Linked DNA regions of Homo sapiens: region 1 is linked to region 2. A link is a contact called in ENCODE Hi-C data. All regions are on one chromosome and are shown on one strand. The core of a region is the stretch at or near the end of the contact, and the rest is flanking DNA. Distances in the headings are between cores, read along the strand shown.

The links. A loop is a pair of places that touch in the nucleus more often than their neighbours do. Pooled maps may share reads with other maps.
Region 1: a map of HCT116 shows a loop between it and region 2 (14-fold over the local background). The contact joins two enhancer-like sites. A Hi-C loop is called at or near these places in 2 of 168 maps with a recorded cell type or tissue (HCT116 and PC-9) and 4 of 50 pooled maps.

The regions. Positions count from the first base shown.
Region 1 is chr2:127,171,511-127,178,501 of GRCh38, forward strand. No RefSeq gene overlaps it. Among named protein-coding and RNA genes, the nearest start is that of CYP27C1, 45 kb to the right of the region's middle. Within about 2 kb of position 3,566, at least 18 of the 41 ENCODE cell types and tissues checked have a DNase peak (open chromatin) inside an H3K27ac peak, as active enhancers do.
Region 2 is chr2:126,968,794-126,975,971 of GRCh38, forward strand. No RefSeq gene overlaps it. Among named protein-coding and RNA genes, the nearest start is that of TEX51, 73 kb to the left of the region's middle. RefSeq lists an enhancer at 2,172-3,139. Within about 2 kb of position 3,363, at least 11 of the 41 ENCODE cell types and tissues checked have a DNase peak (open chromatin) inside an H3K27ac peak, as active enhancers do.

The DNA of each region.
Region 1 (6,991 bases), core at 2,316-4,815, 200 kb after region 2:
CCTGCTTGTTCAATCAATCACGACCCTCTCACGTGGACCCCCTTAGAGTTGTAAGCCCTTAAGAGGGACAGGAATTGCTCACTTGGGGAGCTCAGTTTTTGAGACGTGAGTCTTGCCTATGCTCCCGGCCGAATAAAGCCCTTCCTTCTTTAATTCGGTGTCTGAGGGGTTTTGTCTGCAGCTCGTCCTGCTACACTATCACTCTGACATGAGATCAACTGTGGCATCTTGATTATGCTGTGGGAAATGGCACCAGGAGATTCTAAAGTGAACGTTAAAATCCCTCCCCTACCATTTGGTTGAAACCTTTTTTTTTTTTTTTTTTTTTTTTTTTGGAAATGGAGTTTCGCTCTTGTTGCCCAGGCTAGAGTGCAATGGCACTACCTCAGCTCACTGCAACCTCCGCCTCTTGGGTTCAAGCAATTCTCCTGCCTCAGCCTCCCGAGTAGCTGGGATTACATGCATGAGCCACCATGCCTGGCTAATTTTTGTATTTTTAGTAGAGATGGGGTTTCTCCATATTGGTGAGGCTGGCCTTGAACTCCTGACCTCAGGTGATCCACCCGCCTCGGCCTCCCAAAGTGCTGGGATTACAGGCGTGAGCCACTGTGCCCAGCCTCAAAACTTTTTATCTTTTCAAAATACAGGTCGGTTTCTGCCATATGAAAAAGCATATGATGAAGTTTTTAAAAGCTGGAATGTTCCATTTTCAGAGACACCTGCGTATCCAGCAGTAGAAAGACATAACAAAAAAAATATGTATACAAAAGTAAAAGTGAAGAACCAATTGCTTAAAAAAAAAAATTACAGCCCAGCATAGTGGTTCATGTCTGTAATCCCAGCACTTTGGGAGGCCAAAGGGGGAAGATAGCTTGAGTCTAGGAGTTCAAGGCTAGCCTGGGCAATACAGTGAGACTCATCTCTACAAACAATAGAAAAAGTGAGCCAGGCATGGTGGCGCACACCTGGAGTCCGAACTACTCGGGAGTCTGAGGTGAGAGGATGGCTTGAGCCCGGGAAGTTGAGGCTGCAGTGAACCATGATCACGCCACTGCACTCCAGCCTGGACGACAGAGCCAGACTCTGTCTCAAAGAAAAAAAAATTATTCAGAAGGAAAATAGCTTTAAAAAAGGAACATATTGCAGTTTTCCATCTTTAGTATACACTGCTTCATCAACTCTTTGTTGTTTGGAGGGATGATGGGAGAGTTGTAGCTCACTGGTTGCAATGTAGTGTTGGGGGTCCCAGGCCACACTTTGGAATTGTTCTTGAAAACTAGTATGACCTAAACGTGCACTCCTGCACACGAAGGGTGCCCACGCAGCTTGCCATTCCTTTCAAAGGACCAGGCCTCACCATCCGCCAAACATGCATTTACTAACTTGTGGACACTTACTAATGTGGTCCTAAGCTATCTCTTCACCCGTATGAATTTGCATTTTTTTGATGACCAGCAAGATGTAACTACACAGTATGCAGTGACTGCCAGTCTGAGAAGAATGAGACTTCCTCAACGTCTATACTGGTTCGAAAATTGACAGTGAAGTAAAAAGAGGAAAAAAAAGCAAAAGACAAATGACTGAGTTTCTCACAGTTCCACTGGGAAGAATTAGAGTTCCTGAGAGACGGTCCTCCACATTCAGATGAAATCATGCCTGCCCATATGAATCACCTGCAAAGCACAGCAAAGTAAAGCTCAAGTCATGACGTGAATACAAGCTAGGCCTCGGATTTCCCTCAAAGCAAGGGAAGGAGACTCTCCCAGCTGGCTTCCTCATGTTCTCACTCTTGGCAACCAGGCCTCACTGGGGATTTGTCACGTTCCTAAGCCAAGTATATTTTCCCTTCCATTCTTTTCTTAAAAGAATAATAGCACCAAGAACAGCACCGAGGTTATATCAGAGAATGTGCCTGTGTTTAGGAGATGCTGCTGGAGTGTTCGGGGGAAGTGACATGCTGTCTGCCACTGATTTTCCAACGACTCACACATGCACACACGCACACAGTGTGAGAAAGAGACCAAGAAGAATTGACCAAATATTTTTTTTTTTGAGACGGAGTTTCACTCTCTTTGCCCAGGCTGGAGTGCAATGGCATCATCTCAGCTCACCGCAACCTCCGCTTCCCGGGTTCAAGTGATTCTCCTGCCTCAGCCTCCCCGTAACTGAGATTACAGGCATGCACCACCACGCCCGGCTAATTTTGTATTTTTAGTAGAGACAGGGTTTCTCCACGTTGGTCAGGCTGGTCTTGAACTCCCGACCTCAGGTGATCCACCCTCCTCAGCCTCCCATAGTGCTGAGATTACAGGCGTGAGCCACTGCGCCCGGCCGAATTGACCAAATATTAACAAGTAGTGGCTCCAGGTGAGAGATAAACAGGTGTTCATTGTACTATGCTTTCAACTTTTCTGTAGGCTAGCAATTTTTCAAAATTAAGTTTGCAGGGAGAAAACTAGTATGTACAGCTATTATGAATCCACAAAATTTAAAAATTTTAAACTTAAAAAAATGTTAACTAAATATGAACCCCACAGTTCCAGGCATGTCTCTGTTCATAGAAACTGCCTCTGGGGTCCATCCTCCTGTGTCTTCGTGGGCCATCAACCTTCCAGAACCTTCCATAGCTGCAACTTCTGAGAAATGAAAATGTAGGTCATGAGTCAGGGGGCCTCCAAGTCCCCTCGGGCTCCAGTCCCCTCCACATCCCAGCATGATGTGGGAACCCCTCTGGGTAGCTTCCTGGTCATTCTTGAGTGCTCTCCGGGCAGGCTGGACATCCCTGGGCTTAGAGAAGGGCCCTAAAGCCCACAAGGTGTGGACGGACAGTTTGACCCAGCACTGCCTGAGATGTCCAACCAAGCAGCCCCATCTAGTGGGGGACAGGAGGAGTGAGCGCCCCCCCACCCTGTGCCCCTACTAGAGCCCTGGCACCCACCCACCCCCTCCCATTCCCACCTGGCACTCCCACCAGTCCTGGGTCCTCAGCAGCATGAGAGGCGGCAGGTGGTGTAGAAGGCACGAGGGCTCCAGAGGCAGACAGCATACAATAGGTGTTCACTAAACACCTGTTGAATGTGTGGACCGCTTGGATGCAAACCTAGACCTGTGATGTATGCTCATGACGGTTTTGAGTGAGCTTTTACTATCTCCAAGCCTCTGTTTTCTTATCTAAAAACAGGGGGTAAAAACAGTATTTCAGGGAGCTGTGGTGAAGACTGAGAGACAGAAAGGAGGAAAATGTCCCTGGGACACAGCAAGCCCCAGCAAAAGGCGGCACTCCTCAGCTGTGGTTGTCCGAAACTAAAGGCGGTGGGCAAGTGCAGCCAGAGAAGTCCCCAGAGAAGGCTCTTGAGGAAAAGTGTGTGCAAGTCCCTAGGGCAGAGGTGGAGAGGAGGAAAGGTGTCTACGCCTTCCTTTCAAGGACAGGGGGTGAGGAGACAAGATAGACTCAGGGTGGGAAAGAGGAGCCTCCTTTTTGCTTCTGCACCAAACCCAGGAGAGCTCCACCGAGCTCCGTCTAAGGCAGAGACGACAGGTCTCACTGTGCAAGGCAGGGATGCCCTGGGCTGTGGGAGCTGCCAGTGGGTGGGGCCTGCACACGTGGTCTGGGAGCAGTAACCCTGGAGACATCCTCTAGGCACGTGTGAGGCCTGGGAGACTCGGCAAGGAGGAGGGCTGAGAGCAGTGAAGTGTAGGGACAATGTATTAACAACAGGCTCAAACCCCTGTCCAGAGGCTGGGAGGGCTGTAGCAACTGATTACGGAGGGTCTTGCAAATGACTTACATAAACATGGGAACTGCAGTTGCCAAAACTGTGAACAGCACGATGCAGTCATTCCATGTCTGAGTTAACAAATCCAGGATATAAAAATGATCCAACAGGAGGAAGAACAGGCTAAAACCAGCAAAGATAACATTTGGCAAGGACAAATAGAAAGCCAGAGATTCAGGTCACTAAATGCGGGGTAGGGGAGCAGAAGAGAAGGGCAGGTCCCATGGGAGGAGAGGCAAAGGGTGAATTTTTCTCCAGCAGCTTGGGCGGGGTGGCACCTGGCCAGAGGCTTGTTAGAGTTCGTGATGCTGCATGCTAGGAAAAGATGAGTCTGGCCTGTCCGGGGCCTGCTCTCGGAGACAGGAATGGAAACACAGGGGAGGGGCAGTGGACGCTGATTCGTAGCTGTGTAATTGACAGTTTGGCTGGTCCTTGTCCCTAGGTCCTGGGAGGTTGCCTCTAAACCCTTATTATTCATGGTGGATCCTTGAGCTACAGCCCATGGTTTATGCTAGCAAGGTAACTCAGGATGGGGGGCCACCAGGCCAGAAAGACCAACCGTGTAAGGAGAGGGTTGGGGCTTTGAGATGTCAGCCTGACCCGGGCTAAGGGAGAGGGGCTCGAAATGAAGTCCCGTGAGCTGTGATCCGATCAACCACGCCTACATAATGAAACCCAGTAAGAACTCCAGACGTCACAGCTCCGGTGAGTTTCCCTGGGCGACAGCACTCTGTGCACCGTCACACACAATGTGCGGGAAGACAGTCGTGTCTGGGAATGACGGAAGCTTCGTGTTTGGGACACTCCCAGGCCTCACTCATGCATCTTTCCCTTCGGCTGGTTCTGACTTGTATCTTTGTGTTTATAATAAAACTGTAATCCTAAGCATCGTGCTTTCTTGAGTTCCCTGAGTCATTCCAGTAAATTATCCAGTAAATTACCAAACCCCGATTCCTGAATTTGTAGCCACCCAAGGGTGACCTGCCACCAAACTTGTGGCTGGAGTCTGTAGGAAGACAGTCTTACGGGGACTGTGTCCTTAACCTGTGAAGTGTGGCCCAGACGTCACCGAAACAGTGCTTACTGATTTCCATCGTGTAAACAGTCCTGCCACGACTGTTTCAATGCTCGCTTAAAACAGAACCATCAGCTCCCTCAAGCCAGCGTGGCATGAACCAGTGCCAGCACACGGCCGGGTAGGGGCAGAGCTGAGCGGCTCCAACACAGCTGAGAGGAGGCGGAGACAGAAGCCCCGGGGAGCAGTCAGGAGCATAAGGGAAGAAGCACGGAAAGAAAGGAGCTGTGTCGGAGGAGGCTCAGTCGGCAGAGGCTCTGAGATAGAGAAAAGATGTGTAGATGGGGAGGAGGGAGGGAAGCCAGCTCAGAGAGAGTGGTGGTGCAAACAGGCCCAACGTTCTTCCCATGGGCCAGGCACCACCCCAGGACAACTCCAAGAGGTCGGTGTAAGGTCGGTGTAGTCATCAGCTGGAGAGCCTGGGGCACCGAGGTCCAGCCGCTTGAGAAAGTCCTGCCGCTTGTCAGCGAGGAAGCCAGGATTTACACCCAAGCCTGCACACCATGCCACATGTGTCCCCACTGTGACCTGGACTTCATTTCCGCTTCTGTTGCATTTTCCCCAATCTGCACTCCCTTCTGTAATGGTGCAATCCTTCATGGGCACATGATTCCAGTCCTCGCTTCCCTGATGACTTCCTGGAACCCCACTAAACTGGGGCTCAGAACTGAAACCATTTCCCCACCCTCGGATTAAATGCACTGCAATAGGGCTGGGCGGTCACTTTGCGGCAGGCTGCTTCATCAACAGTGTGAGGCAGATACGCAGAGAGGCACCCTTTACGGAGGCCCAGCTATGTGCCAGAGGCCGTGTGTCCATGAGCACATCCAATCCTTATCAAGCAGAATGGCTGTGGCTATCCCTGGTCTTTAAGGAAAGACCTCAGGGCCCTGGAGTGCTTGCCAAAGCCAAGCGCTAGACAGCATGGAGGACTGGACGGACGCCGGCCCTGTCTGTCTGCATCAGAAGCCCAGAGGACTCCACGTGTCCTGCTACTCATTTTGGGAGCTTCAGGCAGGGTGAGGGAATGAAGCATCTGGGGATGCACAGTCCAGCAGCGACGTTCGGGACAATAACAAGGGCAGATCCGGGTCTCTGGTTCCAGCAGCCTCCTGTGCCCACAGTGCAGATGCTGGGATGGTGCTCCCCGTGCTCTCCACACGGCCTCCAGAGGCAGAGCTGCTGGGTGTTGTCTCCTCAGGGAACCCCCCCACCCCCCGCCGTGCGCCTCTGGAATCATCTATTGATGGAAATGGCTTCCACATCCTGACAGGGTGTTACTTCTCCTTCTCTCTATGTCTACTAAAAGCCCACACACTTTGTTGCTGTTGCTTTCTTTTTAAAAGCTTGGCTATAAGCGAAATACATTCTGGCCACATTTCCCCCCCACACAGAAGGCAATTTCAGAAGTCTTTGGGGGTCCCTGGAGGGTGCCCACTTGCCGTGGCTGCTCCAATCCCACGTACGACATTCATGACTCAGACTTGAGGGGACCAGGAGACACTCTGGAAGTGACATGGTGATCCTAGGTTTTCACTAAGTCTGTAATTTAGAAATCCACATGTGGTGCTATCAACACAATTGCCTACCACATAGCTGACATTTAAAACCCACGCCACGTCCCTGGCGTATCGCGGTGGTGGTGCCACACCGTCCTGAGGCTGACAGGGCTCTCTTGATGGTGCAGCCCTCTCTGCGGAGCCTCCTGATCCACTGTCCACATCCACGCATTGGCCACAGCAGATCTGGGCCCTCGGCAGAGAGACCGAGATGAAACAAGCCAGTGCGGTTCTAAGTATAGTTCTATTGGAAAGTGTTTATTATATAAGAGCTAAATTATAAATCAGAGCCTGTATATAAAACAAAGCATTTGGCAGTGACTAAAATATCTCCTCCTCTGCTGTGTTTCATCCCAAGAGACACACAGTGTGGTGCTTTGGGGCAGGGTCCTTGTGGGCTGCACAGATCCCGGGACCCATCAAGATCATTCCTTTATTAATTTTTTTATTTTTTTATTTTTTTTGAGACAGATTCTCACTCTGTCACTCAGGCTGGAGTGCAATGGCGCGATCTCTGCTCACTGCAACCTCCACCTCTTGGGTTCAAGTGATTCTCCTGCTTCAGCCTCCTGAGTAGCTGG
Region 2 (7,178 bases), core at 2,113-4,612:
TTTGCTGAAGAGGTGGTCTATGGAACCGTGACTATACCCATGACCTCATGCTTCTGTCCACAGATGATTGACCCAGGACTAGATATGCATTTTTGCTTTCCTCCTGGGTCCATGTAATTAGCACAGCACACCAGGAGATCCTGCAGGTGTGGCTGAGATGCAGACCTTGAGGATCAGGACCATCGTGGGCACCAAGGCTGTCCAAAGCCACAGATGAGCTTAGGTACCAGAGCATCCAACAAGTCACAGACCAGCCAGTCTACAGAGGAAAATAGATGAGTGGAGCAGAAACCCAGAGGGATGCAGTGGTGAAACTGAGACCCCAAAGGAACAGAGGAGGAAAGATGGCCTGAGGAACTCCCTCCTGACTCCCCATTTCTCACAAGGTCAAGTTGTATGTCCTGTTCCTCAATGCCAAAAGAATTCCCTACGTACTCACACACACACACACACACACACACAAACTTTTATACATGAGTTAGTTTGAGTAAGTTGCTGTTGGTTATAATGAATGACTCCTGTTCTGTTCAAGACCCTTGATTGCACGTGACAAAAACCCCGCACTGACTTGTTCCATCACAAAAGGATGTGCTCAGTCATATAACTGAGAAGGATGGGGTGGGAGTGGGGTTGATGGCATCCCACACAACTGAATCCAGGATGCAGGTCATGCCCTTGGTGAGCCATTCTGCTGGCAACCCAGAGTCACATTCTTCCAGGACTGCGACCCCATGGGAAGAGACAGTCTTTCCACTACCAACAGGAGAAAAATCCTGGGGAAAAACTCGTGCCAATCCCTGTGATCTGCAGAAGACCTGAGGACCAGGTATCTTACCCAAAAAAGGAAGAAAAGGGAGGTCCCTGCTGGGTGGCCCAATATAATAGCTACCACATTTCTAAACTAAGCTGGAACCAAAGAACAGGCAGCCCATTCACTGCAAACAACCTAAGATACACAGAGAATCCATTAATACCTGGTCCACACAACTCAAGCATGTGAGCAAATGGAAAGCCCTTGGGGGTCTACCCTCTCCCCACCTGCCTCCAAACACCAGGCCGACAGGGGTGCCCCGGATTATAGGAAGCAGCTGGCAGAGCAGAAGGAGTTCAGTCCATCAGAGACCTAGACGTGTGTCTCAAATCTGCTGTTCACTAGCTGTGGGATCTTGCGCAAACTGCAGGACCTCTCTGAGACTCCAGTTTTCATTAATAGAATGGAAGAAAAATTGTCCACATCACAAAGTAACTGTGAGGTTTACATCATGATGAAAAGGTCTATAATGTTAAATAAAGAAAAGAGACAGAAACACAAGAGGCAATATTATACATCCAGGTAGGCTGCATACAGCCCTGTGAAAAATTCCTGCACGCAGAAAACATCAAAAACTATGCAAGTGACATCAGTGGTTATCTCTGAGCAACAGAGCTTGAGGAGAAACTGTTTCTGACTGATCACATTTCTTCCTATTTGTCATGTCATACCTGAGAATTTGAGTTTTTGGCTCTCCAATTCTGCTGTGGCAATGCCCTGCCCCCGACAGCAGGCAATGGTCATACTCATTTTTCAGTTGCCCAAACGGGACAATTTCAGTGTAAAGGGCATTACTAAGGATAAGTGAGTTCTGTTACAATAGCAGTATATTCTGTTGTGAGTTCTGTTACAATATCAGTATATTCTTCTATGTCTGCATTATACATGCCCCAACAGAATAAAGGTCTTTTCCTTTAACATCGGGGGAGAACCTTTTTCTTCAACCACTATCTTGAGATGAATCCCAATCCCTCATACTGTAAATTCAGTGCTATCTTCCCATGTCTGGCCCTTCCTTCAGAGACAGCAGTCAGATGGCATTCCCCAACTGCACATGATTCTCCCACACAGCCCATCCTTCCAGAATCCTCCCAGCCAGCCAGCTCCCTGCTCCTCCACTCCCTGCCATAAATGGCTCAGAAGGGCCCTTCGCATGCCAGTCATCCTTGTCCTCCTGCTGTGAAGATTCCTGAGCTACAAACACAGTAGGGCTTTGCTTTCTGGGCAGGCAGTGCGTTGGCAGAAGCACATGCTTCTCAGAGAAAGGCCCCCTGGAATGTAGAGACTGCTCTCCCCTTCTCTAGCGGGGTGAGTCCTGCAAGTCATTAACAGGGGTTTGGAGAAGGGGGTGAGTCCTGCAACTCACTAACAGGGGTTCAGCTTTGTCATCTATAAAATGGGGGCAATTTTACTCACCTTACAGGGTTACTTTGAAGATTAAAGGTAATGAAAGTAAAGCACACAACCTGGTACCTCAAAAGCTTCCAATGAATGTGGCTTTTGTCCCTGGGAAAGTTAACTCCTAGCCAGCTACCTAAGCAAGAGCCTCCCTGGCTCCCTCGAAGCCTGCTCTCTGCCTCTGACCCTCTCCTGGGGGTTGTAAAGATCTGTAAAAGTCTGGTGGAATAAGTGGTAGCTCTCGTAGCATAGGGCTCCATTTGGCGGACGGGAAACCGAGGCCCGGAGACATCAAGCTCTAGGGAAGGTTAAAGCCGGCCGCCAAATTCCTCGTCCCTCTCTCCAAGAGGCGGCATCTGTTTTCCTGCCCTTGGGTCGGCCTGGCCCTGAGAGGTCAGCAGGAGTCTGCGGCAGTGGCTCTGTGCCTATCTGGGTCTCGCCTTGCGGAGGAACTTCCTCTTCTCCCCTCCTCAACACTGGCTTTTAGGGTCCTCCCTGGAGGAGCACAGCCACAGGAGCGGCTCGCGTGGGCACTGACTACGGTCGGGAGCCCCAGCCAGCTCCCAGTCGACAGTCAGCACCACTGCCAGCCCCGGGAGGGCCAGCCCCGTGGGAGGACCAATCCCGTGGAGGACCAGCCCCGTGGGAGGACCAGTCCGTGGAAGACCAGCCCTGTGGGAGGACCAACCCCGTGGAGGACCAGCCCCGTGGGAGGACCAGCCTGTGGAGGACCAGCCCCGTGGGAGGACCAGCCTGTGGAGGACCAGCCCCCTGGGAGGACCAGCTCATGGAAGACCAGCCCCGTGGGAGGGCCAGCCCAGTGGGAGGATCAGCCCCCTGGGGTGTCAGCCAGCCGAGCCTGCAAATGCAGCAGCCCCAGTCGACACCACGTGGATCAGAAGAACTCGTAGAAACGTGCGAGAATAAAATGGTAGTTTTAAGCCACTGAGTTTGGGGGTTGCTTTGTTTCATAGCCAATATTAATAGATACCCGAGGCATTGGTTTTGGCGAGGGCCACGCACAGCGCAGGTCGGGGCCTGGGAGCCCTGCAGGGATCAGATGGGGGCTAGGGGAATCTGGTCAGGCCCAGAGCCGGGTTCCCGACCCCAGCTCCGAAGCAGCTTTCTGGCTACGGCCGCGCAAGCCGCGGAGCCAACTGCGGGGCTCTATCTCCCCCTGGCGGAGCAGAGCTGGTACTTCAGAGCGCTGCCTGACAAGCCCGCTCCCCCGCGCCACCTGCTCGCCCTATTTCTGGACCCGGAGCCGGCCCCTGGCCCCGGAGGCCTCCAGCTGCCAGGATAGCTCGGCTGTGAGGCCGGGCCTGCGGCTGTACCAGCCCTGGCTGCCTGGGTCAACAAGAGTGCCAGCCCCCGGTGCTCAACCGGGCTGCCAATGGGGTTGGAGAAGACAGCAGGAAGCACTCTCCTAATAAATGAGGGGCTTCTGGAGAGGAGCTGGAAGCAGGGCTGGCACTGGAGGGGCTGCCTTAAGATACGCCTGCCCAGGGGCTCGGCCAGCAGGCAGAGGCCTTGCCTTCATCAGCACTGGGCCTTGCAGGGCCTAATGAAGACAGTCCCGGAACGGGAGTGAGGCTCCAGAGCTAAGGGGTCAGCCAGCCCCTCCCCTCCGCCCACAGGGAATGCCACCCAGCTGTAACGTCTGGTTTGTTCATGTAGTAAAATATGCATCACAAGAAGTTTGCCACTTTAACCATGTTGAAGTGGCATTAAGCGCATTCACATTGCTGTGCAACCATCTGCACCTTCCGTCTCCAGAACTCTGCCTCTTTCCAAACTGAAACTCTGCACCCACAAAACACTAATTCCCCCTTCCCCTTCCTCCAAGCCCCTGGCACCCACCATTCTACTTTCCATCTGTATGAATTTGCCTATTCTGGGGACCCCATGTAAGTGCAATCGTACGGTATTTTGTGACTGGTTTCTTTCACTCAACATAATGTCCTCAAGGTTCATATTCGCTGCAGGTACATGCTGCGTTTTGTTTATCCTTCATCTGTCGATGGACACCTGGGCTGCTTCCACCTTTGACTATTGTAAATAATGCACTATGAACGTGGGTATACAGATATCTGTTTCAGTCCTTCCTTTCACCTCTTTCTAGATATTGTAAAAAGTACTCTTTTGCCTCTCCCTCTGTTGACCACAAAATGAAGAGATGTAAACCTGCCTACCCAACCCCACACCCTGTACCAAAGGCTGGCTTGCGATCAAAACTCCCATTCCTAAGCCCCTTGCCTTTCCCACCAGTTTAATAAAAGTGAACATTGACAGAGCAGTGACCACATGGCACTGCCTTACAGACACTTTAATTCCCTCAGCAACCCTGGGAGGGAGGCATGATTATCTTCCTACTTTACAAATAAAGAAACTAAGGCTCAGAAAGGGCACAGACCCCACTGAAGTCACCGGCTGATAGGTTGCAGAGTCACAACTTGAAGTCAGGCCCATGTGAGTCCAAACTGGCTCCACACCCACACCCTGCTCCACACAGCCCCGCCCCAGCCCCCAACATGAGCAGCCCATCCTCTGCGGCTCCCTCCTGTCTCCCAAGCCTGACTGTTGATACTGTTTCTCCATCTTTCATCTTTTTCTTCCCCTGCTGGACAAAAAGTCATGCGGTCCTTCCCTCTAGGGGAGGCTGTGTGGTACATGGCTGACCCTGCTAGATAAGCAGCAGCCCTAGTTACCTTGGGAGCCGAGGCGTGCCCCAGCCACTCTCCCTGGCCCCAGCTCAGGACAGCAGTGAGGACTGTACCCCTGGCAGTGGCTTCTGGGTGATGTTAGGGGAAAGGAGACAAAGGGCTCTCTCAGCCAGCGCCTACTCATTCTCACCTCACTGGATGGGTCACCCTTCCCAGGAGGCAGAGCCCTGCAGTGACCTACAGGCAGCTTCAGCCCCAGGCCCTGCCTGTGCTCCCTGGGAGGTCAGGACAGGGCCAGGTGGGTGCCAAAGTCCAGAAGGATGAGTCTCAGTCTTCCAGAGCAGCCATTGGCAGAAAGTCCCTGAGGACACAGACCCTTGGCTCCAGTTGACTGAGACATTTGTGTTCAGTCTCCCTTGACCAGACCCAAGAGAGGAAGAAGGTGGCAGATGGAGTGGCTGGCTCAGCATCCAACCGCCTGGGAACCCCCACCAGGGAGGAAAGGATTCACCTAGGGAATGGCTGGACCTCATATGACAGAGGGGGACACCTTGACAACTGAGTTTCACCCCAGACACCATCATCAGGGCAGCAGCCAACAAGGCCCAGCAGCAAAGGGCCCAATCCTCTGTCCACAGTGGGTGTCTATCGCCCCAGTGCTGGGGTCAGGGGTGAGAAGTAGGGGGCAGGTTTCTTCACAGTCCTAGGGAATAGCTGTGTGTGCTCTCTGCTCTCAGCTTTCAGAAGCTCAAGCTCCAGCCTCAGCATCAAAAAAACACACAGAACCTCAGAGCCACACACCTTGAAGACCATCCCATCTAGTCACAGGTTTTTAACTGGATGATTTCAGAGTCTGTGAACCCTTAAACCCAAACGAAATGAGGCTAAGTGGGGATTTTTCTGAGCAGAGTCCGTAGCTTTCATCATGTACAAGGTGGTTCATGATGCAGGAACTGTCCAGACCCCCAAAAACCCTCCTTCTCAGGTGGAAAGTTTAAGGGGCTGGGAGGGAAAGGGGCCTGTCCACGGTCACACAACACATTGGACCACAGGGCCAACCCTGGATCCCAGGCAGCCTGGCCCCACGAGGGTGCAGAAACCCTCCACAGCCCCCACAGACTCCACAGCCCTGGTCTCGGGAGGTAAGAGGACTGGCCACTGAAGCGGGAGGAGGGGTGGAGGGGAAGGGAGACGGGCAGTACATGACCATGGACGCCTCCGTGAGGAAGCAGCTTCCTGCTGGAAATGAAACTGGCCCAATGGTCCTATGGGCCTGATATGTACAGGTTTTTTGAATAAACATAGAAATTGACCCTCCCTGGTCTTACAACTTGAAACTTAGTAATGCCAGAACTCTGGGAGGCCGAGGCAGGCAGATCGCCTGAGGTCAGAAGTTTGAGACCATCCTGGCCAACATGGTGAAACCCTGTCTGTACTAAAAATACAAAAATTAGCCGGGCGTGGTGGCGCACCTGTAGTCCCAGCTACTCAAGAGTCTGAGGCAGGAGAATCACTTGAACTCGGGAGGCAGAGGTTGCTGTGAGCCAAGATCGCGCCACTGCACTCCAGCCTGGCAACAGAGCAAGAATCTGTCTCAAAAAAAAAAAAAAAAAGAATTGTCTTACTTGACTTCCTTCCTGGGAAACCAACCCTCAGGCAAGGGACTGAAACTCACCAGATCATAACATCCACCCCTCATTCATTGTGATTTCTTCCTTACCCTCCTAAGTCCTGTTTCCCCACCTTCCCTGCTATTAAAAACCCCAATAGTAGTAGGTCGAGGAGATGGATTTGAAACTGAATTCCCGTTCTCTTGGCTGGTGTCCCCAAATAAAAAGCCTCCTTCCCTAGCGATACTCATCTCTGGCGAGCAACGGGACCCAGACCAAACCCCTAGTGTTTTTGGTAACAGAAAGAGCGCTTTGAATACTATAAACTTCAACAAATGTAGGGAGCAGTAAATGAAGAGAAAATTGCCTTGGTCAAAAACATAAGGAAGTTGTGCATAAAAACAGTAGAAAAAATGTTCCCCAAGACTCCTTAAAGATTTAATGTATTTAGAGCCAGTTTTACAAACATAATAATTACAGAGTAAAAAAAATATGTTCTTTTGGGTCAGATATGCAATGGAAAAAGGGTAAGAAAAGGGATTATAGAAAGCATTTAGATTTCATGCACATTGAGCAATAGACCAAAAAGTAGAGTTTGGAAGGTGCCCAAGTTTCAGGATTTAAATTCTGCCCTCTGTTATTCACTATATGGAAGAACTTTCATCATTGAATGGTTCAACCATGTACATCTTTTAC